2 separate regions of the Homo sapiens genome follow, and region 1 is linked to region 2. Evidence: read pairs that join two places in POLR2A ChIA-PET (ENCODE). Cell type or tissue: Panc1. All regions are shown on one strand. Links, peaks and the distances in the headings refer to the core of each region. The heading gives the core; the rest is flanking DNA.

What was found. ChIA-PET counts read pairs that join two places held together with the same protein. Peaks named below come from ENCODE experiments on the same cell type or tissue, not always from the same donor. Only the 100,000 strongest peaks of a DNase experiment are listed, where the experiment ranks them.
Region 1: POLR2A ChIA-PET joins it to region 2 with 8 read pairs; 4 of 35 experiments call an interaction of 5 or more read pairs at or near these places.

The regions. Positions count from the first base shown.
Region 1 is chr17:58,753,142-58,757,537 of GRCh38, reverse strand. It overlaps PPM1E (protein phosphatase, Mg2+/Mn2+ dependent 1E), which reads right to left and starts at 1,684. Exons shown (of 7, transcript NM_014906.5): 1 at 1,077-1,684. The coding sequence starts at 1,540. LOC105371843 (a long non-coding RNA gene) reads left to right here and starts at 1,428. Exons shown (of 3, transcript XR_007065866.1): 1 at 1,428-1,507. RefSeq lists silencers at 1,528-1,676, 1,676-1,865. In Panc1, for the core only: no CTCF peak of the experiment used is centred there; a DNase peak (open chromatin) is centred at 2,047; H3K4me3 peaks cover 1,931 bases; H3K27me3 peaks cover 139 bases.
Region 2 is chr17:58,872,682-58,877,077 of GRCh38, reverse strand. All of the region lies in intron 1 of PPM1E (protein phosphatase, Mg2+/Mn2+ dependent 1E), which reads right to left. Among named protein-coding and RNA genes, the nearest start is that of PPM1E, 120 kb to the right of the region's middle. In Panc1, for the core only: no CTCF peak of the experiment used is centred there; no DNase peak of the experiment used is centred there.

The DNA.
Region 1 (4,396 bases), core at 271-4,270, 120 kb after region 2:
AGAGTAACACCTTTCATTACAACTATCAGCTGAATGGCAAAAGACTTCCCAGGTTTACCAATGTTTTCAGAGACTTACTAGTATTCTCCTCTGTCATTATTTCGGAACAATTCCATTGAGAAACGCAATTGTAAACCGTTTCTATTTCAGGCCTATAAAAACCAGAACTGGGATGAAAGGCAAAGCCTTGACCTTTCTATTTTAGACTTTCATCTGTGTAGCTAAGCCATCTGCTTTCTCCCCACCCCATCCCATCTACTTAATGGACTGAAAATACTGCACCTAATTGCAATTTAATCAAAACAGCCTGACTTTTCCACTTTAATGAATTATGGCTCTTTCACCCGAAGGCTTGCTTGCAAAATTTTGCTTACCCTTCCCTCTCAATTCCTTCCCACTTCCCTCAATTATGGAATGTCAAATGTCTAAACTAAGAGACTAGGCTTCCCTGTGTGAAAACATCTAAAAAGCCCTTCACTTTCAACACTGAGCACCTGACGGAAAATCTACTCCATTCTCTCATCTGGATACGGGGCCGGTATAACCATCATTGTTGCAGTTACGCAGGAGGCACCTCGCAGCTCAGTCTAGAAAGGAGTCGCGTCTCTGCCGCCAAACAACAAGGCACTCAGCCCGGGAAAAGACAGACTGGGGTGGGAGGAAACCTCCCGGAGAAAGAAGGGATCTGGGAAGAAGAGGGAGCTCAAGCCTGGGAGGAAGGACCTTTCCAGGCAGGAAAGGGAAAGGTTGCGTGAAGTGGAGCTAGAAGCTGGGGGCCGAGGTGAAAGGGGATGAGGGGCCCGGGCCCGGCGGGAGGGCGCCGGGGCTCAGGAGAGCGGCTTCAAGGCCGGGTAGGAGGCGTGGGGGCCGAGGCGGGCGTGGGGGCCGAGGCGGGCGTGGGCAGCTCTCAGCCGACCGCCCGGGTCCGAGCAGCGGGGGCGCTTTCAGCGGCGGCAGGCGCGGGTGCGGGGGAGAGGAGCAGAAAAGAGAGCAGTTTGAGGGGCCGAGGGAGCCGCGTCCGAGGCCGGCGCGGTGGGGACCGCGGGCCCACCACCAGCCAAGCCCAGCTACTTAACTATTTGTAGAGCTGCTGCAGGCACAGGTCCAGGCTTTCGCCCTCCACCTCCTCGCGGGTGATGCGCTCTGACAGCGGTCGCGGGAGCGGGGGCAAAGGCGGCAGCTGGGGCGGCGGCGGCGGCACGGCCGAGTGCCCCGGGGCTGCCGCCGCCGTCGCCGCGCCCTCCTCCTCCTCCTCACCCTCAACCGCCGCCTCCTCCTCGGGCTCCGGGTCTTGCTCCTGGTCCCCCTCCTCCGTCGCGGCTACCGTGGCCGCCTCCTCCCCGGGTTCCTCTACCGAAGCCTCGGCCGCCTCAGCTTCTACCAGTTCAGGTTCGGGCTCGGGCTCGGACTCGGGTTCGGGTTCGGGTTCGGGTTCGGGTTCCGGCTCCGGCTCGCCGCCGCCGCACGGTCCGCGAAACTCGCCCAGGAATAGCTCCAGGAAGCGCCGGTAAGTTTTCTCCTCAGGGATGCAGCCGGCCATCGCTGCTCATGCCCCAGGGCAGACCGGGAAAGGGGTTGGGGGAAGCCCAGGAAGGGTAAGGGGCTGCTTTTGAGCCTAGGGCTCCGGCAAGGGCGGTTAACGGCCGCACCGGCACGAGCGATCAGCACTAGGTTGCCTGGAGAGGGCTCCCGCAGGCGTGCGCGCCGCCGAGCACCGACGTGCGCGGCCCGGGGGCGGAGCGCGCCGCCCCTCTCGGATCTGGAGGGAAAGTTGGTGGCGGGCGCGCGCAGGGTCCAGCGGCGGCCCACCCTTTATTCCTACGGAGAGCTCAGCCCACGCTGCCTAGAGACTGTCGCCATGGCAACCGGTTCTAATTAAGCATTGCAGGGTCCCTCCCGTCGAGTCCGCGGAGTCTAAAGGACACTCCACTCGCCCGCTCTCCAACTCTGAATGTCTTTATTGGTTGGATACCCTACCCTCACGTGGTTAAGAGTGAGCTAAGACATCTCCAAGTCTAGCTGTTGGTTCCCACTTGGGTTGCTTGGATCCCAATTGGATGTACTTCCATTTCCTTATCTGTTCCTTGCCTTAGCGTATGTTTTGAAAGATACCACACTGTGAACACCTTTTGTTGCAGTCTTTGAATAAGTAGTTTTCAGGCAGAGGGAGCTTCAAATACCTACCAAGTGATAAGTTCCTTTGCATAGGTTCTCTCTCACTTGATTCTGTGAAGAAAGTGGTGTTACTCTCATTTCTTAAAAGGAAACTGAAAATTATGATATTAATGGTAATTTACTTGTTTCAAGGTCTCCAAACTTCCAGCCTTGGCGTTGGAGAACTCAGGTCGTTCAGTCGCCAAAGCTTTCCGAAAGTGCATTTTTCCTTAACTCAACTCTGTCTCCGGAGATTCAATAGTGCAATTGTCTGTATAACACCTTATTTCTATTGGGCTTCATAGTTTACACATTGATTTCACCCTTTTAATTCTTACCACAGTCCCTTGAGGTATAGGACGTTACCGTTATGATTTTTTTTTTTTTGAGACAATCTCGCTCTTGTCACCCAGGCTGGAGTGCAGTGGCGCGATCTCAGCTCACTGCAACCTCCGCCTCTCGGGTTCAAGTGATTCTCCTGCGTCAGCCTCCCAAGTAGCTGGGATTACAGGGGCCTGCCACCACCCCCGGCTAACTTTTGTATTTTTAGTAGAGACGGGGTTTCACCATATTGGCCAGGCTGGTCTCAAACTCCTGACCTCAGGTGATCTGCCTGCCTCAGCCTCCCAAAGTGCTGGGATTACAGGTGTGACCCACCACGCCGGCCAATTATTCCATTTTATAGGTGAGAAAACAGCCTTAAAGACATGGTGACTTTGCTCAAGGTCACATGCAAGGGATGCAACAAGGACTCAATCCAGGTCTTTTCACTGGATTCACCCACTTCAATGGATTTTACCCATTAGTTTTCAGGCAACCAAGACTCCCCTCTTTAGTCTCTGCATAATGCATATTATACTTCATTATATAATATGTATTTTTTCTTTTCTCTTTCTTTTTTTTTTGAGACGGAGTTTTGCTCTTGTTGCCCAGGCTGTAGTGCAATGGCAGGATCTCGGCTCACTGCAACCTCTGCCTCCTGGGTTCAAGCGATTCTCCTGTCTCACCCTCCTGAGTAGCTGGGATTACAGGCATGTGCCACCACGCCCGGCTAATTTTTTTGTCTTTTTAGTAGAGACAGGGTTTCACCATGTTGGTCAGGTTGGTCTCGAACTCCTGATGTCAGATGATCCGCCTACCTTGGCCTCCCAAAGTGCTGGGATTACAGGCGTGAGCCACCGTGCCCGGCCAATAATATGTATTTTTTCTACATTTTGTTTGCTCTTCTTCCCCATCCCCCCAAGTCTCTTTTTTTCTTTCTTGGGTTGGAATTGAAATGACTTTAAGTGATTCTAATTTTCTTACCAAACTACACACAAACCTATTATTTTTAAGCCTTACTGAAGGAGTGGGAGAGAAAGAAGCTGTGTTGTTATACAGCTGTATAGATGATAGCATCATTACTGCAAACTGCCATGTCCATGGCAACATATAATTCAGCAAAAACATAGTGATTCTTTCTCTACTTTGAAAAACATGTTCTCACAAATTATCCACCCCATCCTCTCCATGTATTGTTTCTGGGTTTCAGTTGGATTTAGGGTCTGAAATATCGTTTCCAGTTATTAATGGCAGAAGAGGGAGTCTCTCTGCCAACTGTTTTCATATAATACTGTATTCTAAATCCCTGACCTGATACTGTTATTTTAAGATTAAGTGGGTTGAGCTCACTAATGTACATTATGGCATCATGTAAAACAGAGTTCCTCTCCTAGCTTGAGATTAAATAATACATGATAGAAAGAATATAGTGAATAATTGCCTTGAGTCCTCTATATTTTTTTCCCAAAGGTAAATGGAAAGATCTAATAAATCTGTTTCCAGAAATGCTGAATGTATTTATATGTGTTTTGTTTAAAACATAACCAGCGTAGAGCAACTTCTCTATGAGGTGCCAAGAAAGTCTTTAAACTCCTCATTTGTCTTTGTTTTCAATCCACCTGTTCATTTCCATTTCAGAATGTCTAGAAAAGATTGACAAAACTTTTTAGGCTGCAAACCTAAATGTCCACAATTTTACATTTCAACAATTGTTTAATATCTCAGAATTTGACATAATGACATTTAGTTCAAGAGTACTTAGCTGTCAACTGTAACAATTCATATCTACGCCTTCCTACTTTGTAACATAGTTGCCTCCCTCATTTGTGACATTAATTTATGACTCAGCCCACATTTCAAAGGAAAGTGATATATGTTGGGGAAACAATACTACTAAAAGAAAAAGCCCACACCTCTACAT
Region 2 (4,396 bases), core at 277-4,276:
GGCGCGGTGGCTCACGCCTGTAATCCCAGCACTTTGGGAGGCCGAGGCGGGCGGATCACGAGGTCAGCAGATTGAAACCATCCTGGCTAACACGGTGAAACCTTGTCTCTACTGAAAATACAAAAAATTAGCTGGGCGTGGTGGCGGGTGCCTGTAGTCCCAGCTACTCGGGAGGCTGAGGCAGGAGAATGGCCCCAAACCGGGAGGCGGAGCTTGCAGTGAGCCGAGATCGCGCCACTGCACTCCAGCCTGGCGGACAGGGCCAGACTCCGTCTCAAAAAAAAAATAAAATAAAATGCACATTTGTCAACTGACAGGTATATTTTTTACAGCCACTTCCTGAAGACATCTAATAATAATTTTCCAAGGTCTTCTTTAGCTACTTTCCCAATATTATAATGTTTTAATTATCGTCAGTCTTCTGATTTACTATCAGTTTCTAATTTACCATTCCATAAATAAATTTTCAAGTTTTAATTCCTTACATTTTAGGAAGAGGATTAGAAATAACAAGTAGCCATAAACAAATATTTTTAGTTTGCCAGTATTTCCATTTCCTATAAAAATATCAAAAAATAAATCTTTATGTCATTATAACAGATTTCAAATTATCACTCTCAGATTGTAGAATTCCCTAGTAATTGACATTTTGTTTATCCTCAAGAAAGCCAAAAACTGAAAGCAATATAGAGATTAAATATAGGAAAATGCTTCCTAACCTACTGATAAAATTAAGGCTATAGTCTTCTGCCTATTAATACAAAGAAAATACTCCAATTTAAAAGTTAAGGATAACAAAAGTATAACTCCTTTAAAAATTAATCAAGCTCACAAAAGTTTTATTTATGTACAAATATAAGAAAATTTTTATCCTTGGAGATGAAATTTTATAGAACATGCTACAAATCACAGATATACTACCAGTGAATGAATAGCATTTTGGGTTCTTCCTTAAGCCAAAAACAAAATTTTAGATGCAAAGAAAAAATTATGTTCATAATACATTTAAATCACAAACCATAGTACTCATCATGCAGTCAATGTAACAAGTTAAAACATTCAGGCACCAGAAAAACATAAACCCTTTTTATCCTTTGAAGAGATGTAAAGTCATTGATACTCCATGAAGTCATCCTTTTCAGATGAAGTCTTTGTACTATATCTCTCATTAATGATAGTACAGATGTGTCAACATCCTTGGGATTTTTTTACTATGATTAAACTAGCTATATCCATCTCATGGGTCTCTTCTTTGATGAGCTGTGTTTTCCCCCTTTCCTGCATTATCCACGGTGTTAGTAATGATTAGAACTAAAACAGACTTAATTACAGTACCTTTCAAATAGTTACTAAATATAGGTTTTTGTTCAGTCAACTGTGATTGTCTGTGAATCACAGGAGTATTTAAAACAAGATGCATAGGATTTTATTAAATTATTGCTGGGACTTAAGCTTTTTATGTAGGTATTTATAAAACAGAAGCAACTTATATTTGGAGAATAAATTAAACTCTTAACAAATTGAACTTGGTTCTGCCACATTGGTGTCAAATTGGCAATACTTAAAACACTGAGATTGACAAGTATAGTATATATATTTGCCCATTCATTTTGAAACAAAGAAAAAGCATTGCTTCTGTAAGGGCCAGGCAAAAAAAGATCAAAGCAAACTTGAGACCTAGCTATACTTTCAGCCAAGATCAAGAGAAAAACCTCTGACTCATTTTTTACACATTTCTCAAAGTGTCAATCTGTGCTTTCTTTCATTGGTTCTTTTCCCCAAATTCTCCTTCTTCCTTCCTTGAGAGACCTAGATGCCTGCCACTAATTAGATACATTAATACCAATACAAAGACAATATGCTATTTAACACAGAATATATGTTACTTGGTTGAATTACTTGGTGAATAATGTTCTGTTTTTCAGGCTTATTATAATAATTTACTAATCTAAAAGAATCTAGAAAGTAAGTCTTTCAAAACTTCCATATTTGTGTTTATAATTAGCCAAGTAAGGGCAATTACATTGTTTTTAGAAATAATGATTTTATGAGTTAAAAGGACACACACCAAATTCATGAGAGGTTGCCTCTTACAGGAAGAAAGGGGACAGAAAATGGGGCAGGAGGGGAGAGGATAAAGGATACTTCAGCTTTATCTATTGATGCTGTATAATTTTTATATAAAATATTTCTGTTTGAAAATTTCTCAAAATAAAAATTTAATTTAAAAAACTGTAGAAACTTAAATATAATATTCATCACAGCCAACAAATTTCCTCTATAGAAAATTGCAATGTGAGGAGTTTCCAGTGGTGATATACCAGTAACTTTCTTTCTTACATCTTTAAAAGTCCCAATTATCCAATAAGTCATGGAGAAAATGCTCAATCTTTCTGAGGTAGTACAAACCAGGTTATAATTTCTCAAAAGACCCCATAAGTACATATTATTATTGTAACTGATATATCTTTGAGGTCCAGAATCTACTTCTACTGTAACAAGAACTTTGCAAAGATATCTTACAGTATAAACATAATTCATCTTATATTCTCAGACATAAAATATAATTTTCATCTGGGAAGATTTCTGTAACTATTAGAATCTTCAAATCTCTCAAAGCTACATGAATATATTCTTCCATAAAATTATAAAACACAAATCATTTTTATTTGTTCTTCAGTAGTGAGAGATTAGAAGATATATAAATGGACAATGACCAGACCATACATGAAGATAGAACTCTGACCTACAATCTCTTCAGCAACCAGCCTGCAAATCCAAATTACAATCTTGGCAGCAATCACCCCAGGACAGCGAGGATTTGATCAATGACTACCAGCTTCTCTATTTTTGTGCCCCAACCCCTGCATGATTTCAACTCAAGGCCAACCACAGAAAGCCAACTATGTTTCCTGAATTAATTCCCTAAGATGCTCTGCTTTTAGATAGCTGGCCTTCAACTTCTCCATGCCAACAACCTCCAATTAGATCATACCTTAACGTATTTTTTTCACTATAAAACTTGCCTACTCGTTTTTGAGTCTGCCCAACGAAAGCGATGTTGGCTGACTTCCTTGTTATAGCAAGATTTCAATAAATGAATTCTGTTGGTTCTCATTTGGGTGGACTTTGCTTATTTTCATAGTAGTGTAAAAATCATGCAAAAAGAAAATTAACACTAGGCCGGGCACGGTGGTTCACTCCTATAATCTTAGCCCTTTGGGGGGCTAAGGTGGGCAGATCACTTAAGCTCAGAGTTCAAGACCAGCCTGGCCATCATGGCAAAATCCCATCTCTACAAAAAAAAAAAAAAAAATTAGCTGGGCATGGTAGTGCGGACCTGTAGTCCCAGCTACTTGGGGGTGCTGAGGCAGGAGGATCACTTGAGCCTGGGAGATCAAGGCTGCAGTGAGCTATGATTGTGCCACTGCACTCCAGCCTGGGTGACAAAGTGAGACCCTGACTCGAAAATAATAATAATAATAATAATAATAATAATAATAATAATAATACTATGAGCATTTTGTTCCATTCCAACCAAGATCAAGTTTCAGTCTTGCTACCTCTACGTAGCTCTTGTCCTGTTTGCCAGCTACACCATCTGAACCAACTTGCTTCATTAGATACATGGTTTTTCACTGCTTAGAAAATAAATTTTGTATTCTTCAATGTTTGATATTTCAGACTCAAATTGGTGTAGTTTCTTCCTTGGGAACTGAGATCATTTTAAAACAAAGAAAAGATTCTGCTTTATTTTAGAAAAACAGTAATGTTGATAGTATAATACAGAACTAAATAGTGCAATAAAATATTTGCCATCAATCTGTGCATATATATGCAGCAAACATCAGAAGGTAATTCCTAAATTTCGTTAATATTAAAGAGATAAATCATATCAACTTACAAAGAGTTATGAAAATTTATCTATACTACATTGAAGTTGTTTTGAATAAAATGTGAGCTTAGGCCTATGATGGTGTGAAACTGAGTAATTCAAATTTAAAGCTGGCAGAATTTTAGATAATTTTGAGCCTTGAGAGGAATGTGGTTCTATGACCTGAGCCAGTAGCATGCCGCTGCAAGTTCTGCTTTTACTGTAAATGACTAGGAAAAGCCTTGTAGCTCAAGATCTCTTCAAATTATCACCCCGATCACTGAATGTTAAGGCAGTCTTCCTTGAAATGTAACAAACTGTAACCAATCACTTCCTTGAAATGTAACAAACTATAACATATAACATATGGACTGACCTTGTATGGAAAAATGTTACAACCCTGTTAACTGCCTATATAAATGGAAACTCAACTTCCCCACTTTGGAACACTTGCTCCCACGTGTTTGGGGTCTGTGTTTCCCAGGTGGCTGTCATTTTTGTTTTTAGTAGCAAGGGACTGGA